Linked DNA regions of Homo sapiens: region 2 is linked to region 1. Evidence: chromatin loops called from intact Hi-C (ENCODE). Cell type or tissue: tibial artery. All regions are shown on one strand. Links, peaks and the distances in the headings refer to the core of each region. The heading gives the core; the rest is flanking DNA.

Region 1 (7,700 bases), core at 3,045-5,544:
GAAATACAAATGAACAAAATATAAAAGTCCCTGACTTCATGGTGCTTATATTCTAGGGTGGGAGCTAGGCAATTAACAAGTTAAATAAGCTATATGTGTATTTAGGTAAATATGTATATGTGTGTGTATAATAATATATATGTCATATATATGCTTCTGTATATTTAAAAGTAACATATATTATGTGTGTGTGTGCATGTGTGTGTGTGTGCGTAAAACACAGGTAGGTATATAAAGCGGAGAAAGGAGAAAAGAAGTGTGAAGAGAGGTAATGGGAGTGAGGAGCAGTAAGAGGTTGGCCAAGGAATGCATCTAAGAAAAATAGCTCTAAAAGGAGGACAAAAACATTCTGAAGGTTGTATATTCTTAATTTTACTCAGAAACTAAGAACTTACTTTTTGGATTAGGCAGCTTATCCATTCTGGAAGGGCTTCTACATTCATGTGCCACACATGACAAATATTTTGAGCATCAACTGAATCATCTTTATCCTGTTAAATAAAAATAAATGATATTACTAATTACCAGTTCAGAATTTATTTCACAGGTTTCATATTTAAGTAAAACTCAAAAATACAAATTCTATTTTAGCTAGAAGGCAAATATACACTGCCTTCCCTTCCTAACTCCCATAATAAAAAAACAAGCCCACAAAAAAAGATTTTTTAAAAATTTCTTCAGGGAATAACGACCTGTGATTTAAGACAAAGCCCTTCCATCTCATTGAGGTCATCAAATGAAATTTACAATTTAGCAGTTAGTTACTGAATGAACACATCTAGTGTCTTTTTCTGCATGTGAGACAAAATAGTGTCTTTCATGGCAACTTTCTCCAGCCCCAAATCTCTATTCTATCTGAATTCTATTAATGACAGAATAAAGTTGCTCTATTCTCTATCAAGATGCTGGATGGATGTGCAGAAAGATGGAGGAACAGAATGATGGGATTCAGGACACACTACCCCAAAACAGGCCTCCTTGGCATACTGAAAAACAGCGGATGCAGGAAGGTCTCACTAACCTTCCCCCTGCCCTTTTCGCCTGAAGCAGGTCAATAACCTAGGAAGGATTTTCTGACCTCCCATAAAGTATGTCATAAGACTCTTACATGAGAGATGCTAAAACTGTCCTTATAAACTTTATAAATTAGCCAAGGAAGAAGAGGGGGACAAACAAAAATAAACCAAGCTTGCAGCACATTGAGCATTAATCCCCAGGTCTGCTTGCTGTCTGACCTGCTTCCTCATGGCTGTTTGCTGCCTATTGCCCCAAATCCCATAGATCCTAGATTATAGTTTCCCTTAACTGCTCTATAGGTAACAACTTGAACATTATGAAACTCAAAGTTTTCCCTTTGAGATATTCCTCTAGTTTTCCCTTTGAGATATTCCTCTAGGTCCTGCATACCAATGAAACTATTAACACCAGCTGGTCTGAAAAACCCCATTGATGCCAGCTGCTCTGAAAGAAGGATACCACCAGAAGCTGACTCACCAAAGAATGTAGTTTCCACATCCTGATGACTTCATCCCTCATTCCCCAACCAATCAGCCACCCCAATTTTCCAGCTCCTCACTCTCCATGGTTTCCTTAAAACTCCCAGCCCAGAACTCCTCAGGAAGATGAAGGATTTGAGGGTCTCTTCCCATCTCCTCACTGGACACCTTGCAATCATGACATTCTTTCTCTGCTGCAAATCCTGCTATCTCAGTGTATTGATCTGTTACTACACGGGCATATGAAACTGTTAGTCCTATAACAGTGCCATCCCCTATACCAGGAGAAAGGTATCTTCAAAACTGCATTTGAAATTGGCCCTCTGAATAAGTTTACCAATTCATCTAATAAACAGGGCAGGAAGAGGTGTACTTCAGTGCAAGTCTGTATATGGATAAGCATATGACAGACTAATAGGTCTTTTGAAAGGTAAATCTTCAATTTTAGCAAGAGAAGAGAAACTTTAAGTCACATTCTATCTCCACTGTTCACCAGCAAGCAAACTGCATGAAAACAAACACCCTAGAATTATTTTTCATAAACCCACAACATAATACAAATATAAACAGATGTTATCAGATTTTCCCCCTCAAAAGAGAAATTCTAGCACATTCAATCATTGATAATCCTAGGGTTCCAAACTTTAATTATTCTAAGACATCTGTGGATGCCAATTTCTACAGAGAGTTTGAGAGAGAGTATCAACACTCTGGTAAGTCCAAGGTTCTCTTTTGACTAGCACTGAAGGAAAGAGCCTGCATCAAGATCATGAACTCTGTGAAGAGCCACCTTAGAAGAGTATTTCACAAAATGTGGTCCCTAGATCACTAGCATTAGACATAAGTTGGGTTACTTACTAAAAATTTATACTCCTGGGACACACCTAAGAGTGTCTATAAATAAATCCCTACTTATGATCTTCATACACGCTAAACTTAAGAACCCAGAGACATCTTTTTTTAGTGTTTGATTTTGTGTGCTTCTGTCATCTGCCTTTTCTAAGTTCTAATAGTGATTAATTTACAATAACAGTTCAGTCATGACTAGCTTTTCTCTCCAACTCATACACAAAATTTTTAAAGAAACTTGGGAAACCTATTGGAAGTGACTCAATAAAACTAAACAGTATAGCTTTATCTATTTTGCCCCAGAAACAAAATAAAGGTATGGATACAGTTTTTGAAAAAGTAGAATTAATTTTGTGAAACATCCATACTCACACACACTAGCTCTTTTCATTAGGAGCTGACAATTATGAAGATTAGCATAACTCTAATGAATTCTTTAAAACAATCTTACAGAGAATACAAACTAGAATTGACAAATGAAGTAATCTTTTCATTATCAGATCCAGAATTTTGTTCTGACTTTTCAGGATTATGTCTACATACAGAGGAAGGAAAGAAGGGTGGCAGTGACAGAGAGAGGGAGGAAATTTCTACACTGGTAGAATAATAGATTATCAATGTCAAAGTAAGTTAATGGCACTCAGCCTATCAATATTTATTTAGTGATTACTAAACACAGTGTTGACCACACAAAGCATGTAGAGACATACTTATTAATATGCCAGGGACTGTGTTGCATAAAGGTACATCTATTATTTGTATTAATGTATTAATATTTCACTGTCCTACTTCTTATTTTACTATGTACATTTCATTATTTCATTTAATCATATAAATTGATCATTTTTTAATCACATAGCATTGATCATAACACGAAAAAACCACTACCCACTATAAATTTTGGAAATGCTTTATGAATACTCCTATGAGAATAAACACTGGAGTCACAGTTGTAGGTAGAAGAAAGTTTTACAATGTACTTATTCTTTTTATTTTCACTAAATAACAAATATTTATATTGTGCTCACTATGCACAGGCACCGTTTTAAGAGTTTTTACTGTCTTACAGATAAGAACACTGAAACAAGCGATCCCAAGCTTCCACATTGCCTCTTATGCCATATAAAATACTATAGTTTTTAGGGCAATAAACTTTCTTATATCTCTAGCCTGTGTATGCTTTAAGGTATGATACTGCTATTCTTCTCTAACGCTTATAAAACTAAAACTGAAGCATATCTTATTTTTAAATTAACTAAAATAAATTTATGTAGGGAGAGGTATGTTTAGAAAAAATTCCACAGCTGATTCTCCTTTTGTACCCCTCAACCCAACCTCCTTCATTTGAGAAAAAATAATATAAAACAGCATATATTTTTTTCTTTTAAATAGCTAAAATTTAAAGTATACCTTCATCTCCTCACAACCAAAAAGAGAGGAATAGCAATTCATACAGGTAGGAAAGCATAAAAAGCTGGGTTGAATTTATAGCATTGTTTCGTTTTCTGAAAACTTTACACATGGACCAGGGTAAACACAGACACCTCAACTATAAATGAAACTGCCAACTACTTTCACCTGTATTTACCAACACAGTCTTAGAAAAAATACATTTTTATTTGTAATATTTATTTCCAATATAATTCTACAAGTAAAGAGGATGTATCAACTATTAAGTTTTAAGTCAGTTAATTTTTTAAAATCACACAAATATATAAATGATAAAACAAGTTTTGATGGACATATTTTAAGATGAGTGATGAAACTGGAGGCAACCCAATTTTAGGAATTTAAAGCCATCAAAGTATTAGCACAACAAGTTATCTCCTCGGGAAAAATTTGACTGAAAATTAGAACTGTTTTACCAGGATTGTAAAAAAATTACTAAACAGATTTTCTTTCTGTCTCAAATCTCCCACACGGAGGAAGGAGGAAGGAAAAGGAGGAGAAAGTAATAGCAATTTCATGTAATAATGTCAGAAAAATGTTGACAACATTATGTTTGTAAATGAAATAATTTGTTCAAGCAGCAGAGGGAGCCAATGTATTATTTTAATTTTTTCTTTAAGTGTTGGGAATATTCTCAGTTTCTATAACAGAAAAATATCACTTAATTTTAAAATTACAAATTTGATGCCTTATTTTTTATCATTATGTGATCTTTAATATTTTTAATTAAGTGTAACAAGTTACATGTAAAAAGTTGATAATATTATTACATAATATTTTGGAAGATGTTTAACCCTTTGCATTTCCAAAGTAAGCAATAACATTCCTTCAGCTAATTCTTTAAATGTGAGCCAACTATATTATTTGACTACCGCAGCTAACACCACAGGGAAAAGACTATGTAACAAAAATGTCATTTAAATTAACATTATTAATTGTCTAAAGTGTCACAAATGTAAAGGAACCACAATTCTATTGGACTGCCTAGTTTGTCTATTTGTACTTTGAGAAGGTACTTTAAGGGTAAAAACTTTTTATAATCAAAAGGTCACAATGAATTGAAAAAAATGAAAGCCTCACTTAAAAAACAAACAGGCTCCCTGCCTCAATTCTTGGTACCTTTCTAATTCACTCTTCACACTATTACCAAAATAATCTTAAAATTCAAAAGTCATGTTACTTCCTCCCACTGACTTGCCAGCTCCTACGATAAAGATCAAAGTCTTTGACTTACAAGACCATACATGATTTGAACAACACCCAACTTTCTACTCTCAGATCTTGCCAAACTCCCTCTTCATCTCTGAACTCCAATAGTGGCAATCTATTTTAGTTCCGGAGATCCACCACAGGGCCTTTGAACACGCTGGTCCTGAATCTTGGAATGTTCTCCCACCTGTACTGTCCTCACTTATCCATCATATCTCTACACAGGTCACTTCCTCAGAAAAGCCTTACAGCTAGGTCCAGCATTCTATCTATATCCTACTCTTATGGCTTCCTATACTTTTCCTTTTTGCCACTTAAACAGCTAATAATTTATATCTATATGAGTAATCAATATTTAATATTTACATAACTGGTCAATATTATAAATATTAAATTATTTCACTATTAAGTTATAAATATCAAACTTTTAATATGATTATAATATAATTAGAATACATTTATAATTGTTATAATATTAATAGAAGATTAAATGATAAATCCTGAAAACTTCATAAGGACATACCATTTCTCTTCTGCTCATCTTTGAGTTTCCAGTTCCTATTACAGGACGTGTGTGGTCTTAGTCTGCTTGGGATGCCATCACAAAATACCAGAGACTGAATGACTTAAACAATAGCAACTTATTTTCTCTCAGTTCTAGAGGCTGAAGGTTTGAGATCAGGGTGCCAGCATGTTCTGGCTCTGGCGAGGGCTCTCTTTCTAGCCTGCAGGTGGCTGCTTACTCACTGTGTCCTCACAGGATCTCTTTCTCTTTTCTTCCTTTTATAGAGCCACAGTCCTATTGGATTAAGGCCCCATCTTTATGCTCTCATTTAACCTTCATTAACTCCTAAAGACCCTATCTCCAGATATAGTCACACTGCACCTTTAAAATATGCACTTGGAGGGCATACAATTCAGTCCATAGCATAGCATGTGCTAAGACTAGTATGGAACAAATATACGGTATCACTAAGAAGAGCGAACACAAAGTATTAAAAATGTAATAAGCATAAAAATATTTATTTCAGTATTACAGCCATTGAAGGAAAAATACCACCAGAATAATAAAGCCAGAGAGAAAATAAGCAAATTATCTAACCAAAAAACATGAGGGAGGAGGTATATACTCTAATAATCAATTCAACATTCATCAGTCCTATTCATGTCAGCCACTGCATTGGCAATGGTGTTATACAGATGAAATACTTCATAGCCTGGTGATGGAAGAAGTCATAACCTAATAATTAAAGTGTTTTATTGTAAGTGTTTGACCATCCCTCAGCTCCCAATTATCTGAACCCAGTAGAATTTGGTAACTGCCCCTAAAAGTCTCATAACTACAATGAATGTTGACCAACGATTTCTTTTAAAACCAATGGACACTTTTAACTCTCATTTAGGGTCTTTACATATGGATATATAGTTTGTATGCTAACTGCACAAATCCAGGGCAAACCTTTCACAAACTAGCTCCCTCTAGAATTGTGCAGTATACAATCTGCACACTGAAGGAAATGTCTGATCTTCTAGATCTCATTTAACATTTAACACGAATCATCAACACTTTTTTTTTCCTAGAGAATGTTCGTCCCTTGACTTCCATAATATTGTATCCTAATTTTCGGTTCTATTTTTTCACTCTTTTTCTTCTCCTTTGTGGAGCTTCTCTTTTTCTGTCTATCCTGTAAGTGTTCCTATATGATAGTAACTACTGCTCTCTCCTATTTTCGGTTCTATTTTTTTCACTCTTTTTTTTTCTCCTTTGTGAGAGCTTCTCTTTTTCTGTCTATCCTATAAATGTTCCTGTATGATAGGAACTACTTAACTCTCACTCCATTCATACACTGCATGGTAATCTCATCTACTCTCACAGCTTCACCTAAAACTTATATGCTGATGATCCACAGTTTTAGTTCAGATCTCTCTTCTGAATCCCACATCCATAGAACCGAGCAGCCTCCTAAAATATTTGAATATTCTACAGGCCACATAAACTTCACATGTCCAAAACCATAACAAAACTAACTAAAACTAAGGACGCCACTCCCTAACACAGATTGCACAAATGGAGACCATTTCTGTTATTTTATTTCTACATCTTTAGGGTCTTTGTTGCTGTTATTTTGTTTTTGGTTTTTGCCCACATTTCATCTATCTCAGGTCTGGATGCAAGGTCGAAGTCCCCCTTTCTCCTTGTGGACGTTGTAGATTGTCTGAAAACTCCATTCTAAATTGCCTTTCTCATGTCTTACAGCATGCCAGTGGCTGGATAACTAAAGCTCAAATATCCCAGTTTCCCTTACAATTCAAATTCCACACCAAGCTAACTTTGACAAACCTGATACACCCACACAACATTACAAAAGCAGAACTGATGGCTGCATTTGTACTGTTTCTTGTGGCAAATTTGGTTTTGGAGGTACATGATTATTCTGCAGCAAACATCACAGCAATTCTAGTGTCCAGTTCCTAGCTTTGGGAGGGCTGAGACAAAGAATGTGAGACTTCCATTTCCTGGCAATGGTCAGGGCTAAAGAAGGCAATTGGTCCTGGAGTCAACAGCTATTGATGTTGTTTCCCCAGTTTCCTTATTCTCTATGTTGTTCTGAGAGCCATTTCATGTCTGCATGCGGAAGACAGGAGATACAGCCCAGGGCACCCTCAGGATGGAAAGAACCTAAGGAGAAACTCCCT
Region 2 (7,700 bases), core at 3,218-5,717, 60 kb after region 1:
AAGGGCGGGATATTGAGAAGCACACAGTTTTCACTTAAACAAAAGGGGCAAAGGAAAAATGTGGGGAATCTGCATCTTAACATAAGATAATACAGACAAAATGGGGTAGGGGGACAATCTGATACGCATTTGTGTCTGGCAGGCTGGGTGACTGCACCTGTCAAGATAAGCTATCAATTAGCATTGCCATGGTGAAGTTGTAACAGCTCACCAGGAATTTCCTTGCTGGCAAAACATGGGAAAAGTGGGTAGCTTTTCATCTTGTAGCCATTTTATTTAGGAATCAAAAGGTGGAGACAGGTTTGCATGACCCAGTTCCCAGCTTGACTTTTCCCTTTGGCTAAATGAGTTTGGGGTGTCAAAATTTAATTTCCTTTCACAGGCAGAAGATACTGGATAGGAGATAGTGCTAACATGTACCTCCTACTTGGATGGACAGTATGGCATGTGAAGATTCATACTGTGGACTTTTGCTCCAAGAACCACTGCAGGACCATACCAGGAAAACCTAAAGAATTCACAGATCTTTGAAAGAAGCACAAGTCACTGCAGATTGCATGAGACAGATGAACAACTATGAGTTTCCATAGTCTGAAAGGGGGAAAACCTGCCTTCAAACACGTATTCCCGCTGAGGAATCTGAAAATACAGATCACCAGAGAAGGATTTAACCTTATCTAGAGCTGGAATGGATTTAGGGAGCTGTGCAAAATATAAAAGTAAATGCAACAGTGGGAAGAGCCTTGTAGGCACTCCCATTCTTCACCTTGTGCGCAGGGAAGCCATTTCTGATTGTATTTCACAGAAGCCCTCAGGGAAGGCACTCAGCAGAATTAGGGAAGGGTCACAGGGTGTAAGAAGTTTCCAACTGAATTTTGCAATAATTTTAACTGGGCACTAACTTTTTTGACAGGATATGGGGGTGAATGGGAACTGCTGCAAATACAAGAGCTGGAGTCACAGCCAACTTTGTTGGCAGATGGGGAGGGGCAAGGCCTGAAAGCAGTGCTTGCTTGCTAAGTGGGGTAGTTTATGGCCTGAGGCAACGTCTGAGTTTCAGGAGAGCAAGCTGCCTGGATCTAAACTTGGCACTGTTAGTAGTGTGTCCAGAATTGGTGGGTTCTTTGTCTCACTGATTTCAAGAATGAAGCCGCAGGACCTCACGGTGAGTGTTACAGTTCCTAAAGGCAGCGTGTCCGGAGTTTGTTCCTTCTGATGTATGGATGTGTTCGGAGTTTCTTCCTTCTGGTGGGTTTGTGGTCTCGCTAGCTTCAGGAGTGAAGCTGAAGACCTTTGCGGTGAGTGTTACAGCTCATAAAGGCAGTGTGGACCCAAAGAGTGAGCAGCAGCAAGATTCATTGCAAAGAGTGAAAAAACAAAGCTTCCACAGTGTGGAAGGGGACCCAAGCAGGTTGCCACTGCTGGCTCAGGCAGCCTGCTTTTATTCTCTTATCTGGCCCTACCCACATCCTGCTGATTGGTCCATTTTACAGAGAGCCAATTGGTCTGTTTTACAGAGAGATGATTGGTCCGTTTTGACAGGGTGCTGATTGGTGTGTTTACAATCCCTGAGCTAGACACAAAAGTTCTCCACGTCCCCACTAGATTAGCTAGATACAGAGTGTCGATTGGTGTATTTACAAACCCTGAGCTAGATACAGAGTGCTGATTGGTGTATTCACAATCCCTTAGCTAGACATAAAGATTCTCCAAGTCCCCACCAGATTAGCTACATACAGAGTGCCGATTGGTGCATCCACAAACCCTGAGCTAGTCACAGGGTGCTGATTGGTGTGTTCACAAACCTTGAGCTAGACACAGAGTGCTGATTGGTGCACTCACAATCCCTTAGCTAGGCACAAAGGTTCTCCAAGTCCCCACTAGACTCAGGAGCCCAGCTGGCCTCACCCAGTGGATCTCGCACCAGGGCTGCAGGTGGAGCTGCCCACCAGTCCCATGATGCGCCCACACTCCTCAGCCCTTGGGCGGTTGATGGGACCAGGCGCCATGGAGCAGGGGGCAGCACTCATCAGGGAGGCTCAGGCCACACAGGAGCCCACGGCAGAGGGGCGGTGGGGGCCGGCTGCAGGTCCCGAGCCCTGCCCCGTAGGGAGGCAGCTAAGGCCCGGTGAGAAATCGAGCACAGTGCCGGTGGGCCAGCACTGCTGGGGGACCTGGCGCACCCTCCGCAGCTACTGGCCTGGGTGCTAAGCCCCTCACTGCCTGGGGCCGGCAGGGCTGGCCAGCTGCTCCAAGTGCAGGGCCGCCAAGCCCACGCCCACCCGGAACTCTAGCTGGCCCACAGGCACCATGCACAGTCCCGGTTCCCACCCGTGCCTCTCCCTCCACACCTCCCCGAAAGCCGAGGGAGCTGGCTCCCGCCTCGGCCAGCCCAGAGAAGGGCTCCCACGGTGCAGCGGCGGGCTGAAGGGCTCCTCAAGTGTGGCCAGAATGGGCGCCAAGGCTGAGGAGGCACCGAGAGTGAGAGAGGGCTGCGAGGGCTGCCAGCACGCTGTCACCTCTCAGTAGGACACTGTGAGAGCGAGACCAGCCTTGCCAACTGCGTGGGAGGTGGGTGCGACCTTTTGCTACTAGCTATTCCCCACTTACCTGGTGAACAATACTGCTAAGCAGAGGCAGCCATAGTCCTCTCTGGAACATAACCTCATTGGCCTGAGAACCACCCTCCCAATCCCCACAGTGGCATGGCAAGCCCACCAAAGGAGAGTCTGAGCTCAGACCCTCCTAACCCTGTCCCCATCTGATGGTATTTCTCTACCCATCCTGGTAGGTGAACACAAAAGACATACACTCATGGGAGCTTTATGATCCCATCCATTGCCTGAGTAACCAGAATACCTCCCCTGGCCAACTTAGGGGAGGCTTATATCCCACTGCTAATATCACAGCTGGTGCTGTCATGAAAGCACCACCTCCTGGCTGAAGTCCAACCAACTCAGGCCTTTACAGCAACTCATGACAGAATTACCCTGCTCCCAGGAAGGAGAAAACAACAGTTAATACCACCACCTGCAGTATTCTGGATAACCAGAGGCCCTGAGTCTGTCCACATGACAACATCACCACCAGCACAATCAGCATTCAAGAAAGCCAGCACACTAAGCCTATCTGCAACCAAAGACTCTCACAGAATCTTCTTCACTCTCCTGCCACCTCCACCAGAGAAGGTGCTGGTATTCACAGCTGGGAGACCTAAAGACGGACCACATCACAGGCTTTTTGCAGCCATTCCTTAGCACCAGCCTGGAGTCTGGTGGCCCTACTGAGTGGTTAGACCCAGAAGAGCAATAACGAGCACAGCAGTCCGGCTCTCAGGAAGCCCCATCCCTAGGGGAAGGGGAAGAGCAGCACGTCAAGGATCACCCCATGGAACAAAAGAATCTGAAAATCAGGCCTCAAGTTCCAGATCTTTCCACTAATGGTTAGTTTCTGACAGCAGAGACACAATTGCAGTGCCGGGTGTAGTAGGGAAAGTCTACATCTCTACCCCAACAGGCAGGCAGCCTCCGTGATGGTGAAAGGGCTTGGAGAAGGGGTCCTTTTTCCCCTCTGGCACTCCACCACAGACACAGCTGGGGCTTCCCTCACAGGAACACAGCATGCAGGCACCTATAGACAGTCTTTCTGGAAAAATCCAGAGTAAGTGCAACCCCACAGGAGGACCACACTCCAGATTCAGGCCTGCATGAGAGGCAGAGTCACAGTTCCTCCTACATCTGGTTTTCTTCTGCAGCAGCCTAGACCTAAGCACTTGCCATCTTTATTTTTCTTTAACAAAGTATGAGATGTGGCACTGCAATTGTGAAAAGAAACATGGCCCTCAGGGAAAGCTAATTATTAGCTTTCATATCTTTTCTGCCGTGGATTGTAATCCTCAAGAGGCTAGGGATTGTACTTTACTTATTTTTGTCGGCTTGGTGACACACTTGTTGGGACTGGCATAATTCTCCTGTCTTAATAGGGGTAGGTATATTTTGGCTCCCAGATTCTAGCTACAGTGATAAATAGACTTGTTATCTGAAAGGGAACCTCCCTGTGGACATCGCCAAAAGGTTTACCTGAGTTTGCTGAGATAATATGCCAAATTTTCTGGCACCTGATTAAGTTCCCTGACAACCTGAATGTTCATTCTGTGAGCCCCTAATGTGGGTCTCATTCTCCTGGACAAGCCTTGCCTTTCTCTCTCTTCCTATCTGTCTCCCTGCTCTTTGGCCAGGGTGCAGTCCTAACCAGCTCAGTTCTCTGGCCTCACCTCCTTCAGCTCAGACTCCCTGGTGAAAAGCTGTTCTGCCTAATTTTCCATTAGTTGCGCCTCTGAATTGCTGACCCAGCATGATGGCCGGTTGCTGGGCTGATGAAGCTTTGCTGCCGCCTTCTGGCCTGAATGTTTACCACGTTTGTTTAATGAATTTTGGAAATAGAATTGCATGCCTTTCCAGTTGCTAGTGTGTAATGAAAAGCTGCATTTAAAAAATTAAGTACCATTTATTGAGAAGATCCTTTGTGGAAGAAATACGAGGCACTGCAGATACAGCGGTGAGTGAAACAGACAGAAATCTGTGCCCTCATTGAACAGTCGGGAGGAGACATACAAGACATACATAACAGGAAAAGGTAAATCCAAGATTACACAAGCAATATAGCTTGGAATGGAGATATGGAGTGGGGGAAGGGGCATTTAAATTTTAGATAAGGCCAGGGAAGACCTCCCTGAGATGTAAAGCACATGAAGGAAGTGGCAAAGAGAACAGTAAACACTGAGGCAACAGCCTGTTGGAATGTTTGAGGAACATCAAGGAGGCCGTGTGGCTGCCGCACTGCAGCAGAGTGACTGAGAGGGAGAGTAGGGCATAGGCCAGAAAGGTGAGTGTGGACAGGAGGGGGCAGAGCACACAGGGCCAGATGGGCAATTTTATACATAGGTATACATGTGTACATACATATACCCATACATATATGTATGTATACACAGACACAGGGATACACAGAGATACACATAGAGACATACACATAGAGACACACACATACATGCAGAGTCACATAAAGACACACAGATACATAAACAGAGACACACACAGAGACAAATGCAGAGAATAGAGACAGACACACACAGATACATATGTACAGTCATAGACACAGACACAGACAGAGACACACACACACACACAGACATATACAGAGAATAGAGACACACAAATACAGAGACATATGTACAGAGTCACAGAGACAGGGGCAAACACACAGACATACAGAGACAAATATATCTGAATCAGACTGGAAACTATTGGAGACTTTTGAATAGAGGGGAGATGTGGCAATGCATATTTACATTGATCACTCTGAAGATTGCATGAATAATAAACTATAGTTGTGGCAAGGGATGAGCAGAGAGACATATTAGGAGGCAAGGAGTAACAATGACTTGGACCAGCATGGTAAAATGGAAGTGGTGAGATATGGTCCAGTTCTGGGTACATTTTGAAGATAGAAGATTTGCTGATGGATTGAATGAGGGGTATAAAAGAGAGCACTGAAGGGTAACTGGGTAGCTGAGAAATTTAATAGCTGAAGTCATTTACTGAGATGGAGAAGTCTGTGGGAAGGGCAGGCTGGATGAGTGAAGGTAGAGAGAACAAGAGTTATTATTTGGAAATGTTTACTTTGAGATGCCTGTTGCACATATACCAAAGAGGAGATCAGAGGAGAAAACTAGGGCGGTGATACAATGTTTGGCGACACACCCTATAGATGGTACTTAGAGTCATGAAATTGGATGAGGTCAGATTAAGAACATCAATTCAATGTGGCAGAAGTTCTTATCACTTGCAACCTGAACATGGTTCTGACTTCAGTGCAGCTTAGAGATTTAAATGCCCATTTTGCCATGTGATGACTTTATTGTCCTATTACTTTTCTCTATTTGAACTGTTGTAAAACATATGGCTCAAGCTGTATTTATCTGTTTTTCATGTGGCATGACTGTATCTGTTATGAATTAAATTTACCTGTTTTTTTCTCCTTATTTCATCACAATTATAATAGCTGCTAGCAGCAACAATAGTGAGCACAATTGCAAATAAGCACAGTTGCAAATACTGGCAGTGTTATGGTGTGCTTGTTATGTCTTCCCAAATCCTCTTGTTAAACTAAAAATATTTCTACATACCCTTTAATACTCAATTTAAATATCATTCCCTCTGCGAAGCCCTTATCTCTGGGCAGTGCCTACTCCTCCCTTTCCTGTATTTTCATCACGCCTTGTTTATACCTTTCTTATAGCCTTTGTCATGAAACTGATTATTAGCTTTCTGAAAAGATAATAAAAGAAAGATAATAAGAAAAGACAATAAAAGAAAAGATAATAAAAAGATTATTATCTTTTCTGCCATGGATTGTAATCCTCAAGAGGGCAGGGATTGTACTTTACTTCTTTTCGTCTGCTTGGTGACACAGTTACTATAACAGCATGTGCTTGATAAATAAATACCACTTATGCTAAATACAATAATGGACTTTTCATTTGGGTCACTTTTATGTTGAATAAATTAAAACTGTATGATTTATAAGTGTCTTAATTTGTAGATACTTCCAAATAAAGCAAGAAAAGGGTTCTCTATTCCTCTCTGGGCTATATAAATGGCTGCCTAGGTTTTTATTTTGTTTGACATTAATTTAGTTGGCCAAAGAAGATTCTGAGCTGTCGGACTTCATTCCTCACTGCTGCTCTTTGGCAAGCCTCACATCAAAGGGCTGTTTGGAAGTTTATTCGTATTGAGGCTTTCTGGCTTCTTGTACTAGTTTGGAATGAAAATCTATTCGGGAGATTTACTGTGTCATTCTGGTATGGGTCAAATCTTTTTATCAAGAATTATTCCAGTGATTTTCCTTGGCTTAACCCCAGGCCTATATCTAAGCAAACGTTTGCCCAGGAATTTTGGTCCTTTATGTGTTTTGTTCCAATCCAGTTTAAATGTCATTTTCATTAGCTATTACTTTATAAATCTTTATTTAGCTGTTAAATAATTTTCCATATAGGGAAGTGTTGTGGAGCCTCCCTGTTCCAAGAAGTTCAGATAGAAAATGACAGCCATTCAAACTTCTACTTAGGCAAAAGATCTTTAAAGAAGTGTCTACTAAATATTTCCTATGTGCCAATTGTTTTGAGTGCTAGAGACAAAGTAGTGTGTCCAATAAAGTTCTTGTCTCATGGAGCATACTCTTTAGTGAAGAGATGACAGGTAATAAACTTTAAACAAACAAAAAAGAATGGTAATTTCATATAATGATATGCTATGAAGTAAATACAACTGGATGTGAGAAAAAAAGGAATGAAAGGGTGACTCACAACTGAGTGTATGGGTGCCAAAGCATAGTGCCTACTTAATGTGTCAGCACAGGCATATGCTACAATGTGGATGAATCTCCCTGTTCCAGCTACTGGATTCTTCTCTGAGGTCCCAGTGTTTTGGTTCTTCTCAATTTGCCACCACACTCTCCTGAATTTATTCTCTGAAATGTTTCTGTGTTCTATGTTGGGTTCTGTACCCTGAAAGGCTGATGTCTACAGACCATTAACTGGGTTCTCTGTCCTATGGCTTCTAGTTGGATTCTGCAAGCATTGGCTGGTGATCAGAGGGTGGAAGGAAAAAGAGGTTGAGATCTTTTCTCCTCTCTCTCCC

Evidence for each region. Peaks named below come from ENCODE experiments on the same cell type or tissue, not always from the same donor. Only the 100,000 strongest peaks of a DNase experiment are listed, where the experiment ranks them.
Region 2: it touches region 1 in a loop (6-fold over the local background); 75 of 110 quality-filtered maps call a loop at or near these places.

Annotation. Positions count from the first base shown.
Region 1 is chr5:64,204,856-64,212,555 of GRCh38, reverse strand. RNF180 (ring finger protein 180) reads right to left here. Exons shown (of 8, transcript NM_001113561.2): 3 at 396-491. Among named protein-coding and RNA genes, the nearest start is that of RNF180, 43 kb to the right of the region's middle. RefSeq lists an enhancer at 1,380-1,674. In tibial artery, for the core only: a CTCF peak has its summit at 4,339 (motif pointing right); no DNase peak of the experiment used is centred there.
Region 2 is chr5:64,144,724-64,152,423 of GRCh38, reverse strand. No RefSeq gene overlaps it. Among named protein-coding and RNA genes, the nearest start is that of RNF180, 17 kb to the left of the region's middle. In tibial artery, for the core only: a CTCF peak has its summit at 4,403 (motif pointing left); a DNase peak (open chromatin) is centred at 4,362; H3K27ac peaks cover 1,772 bases.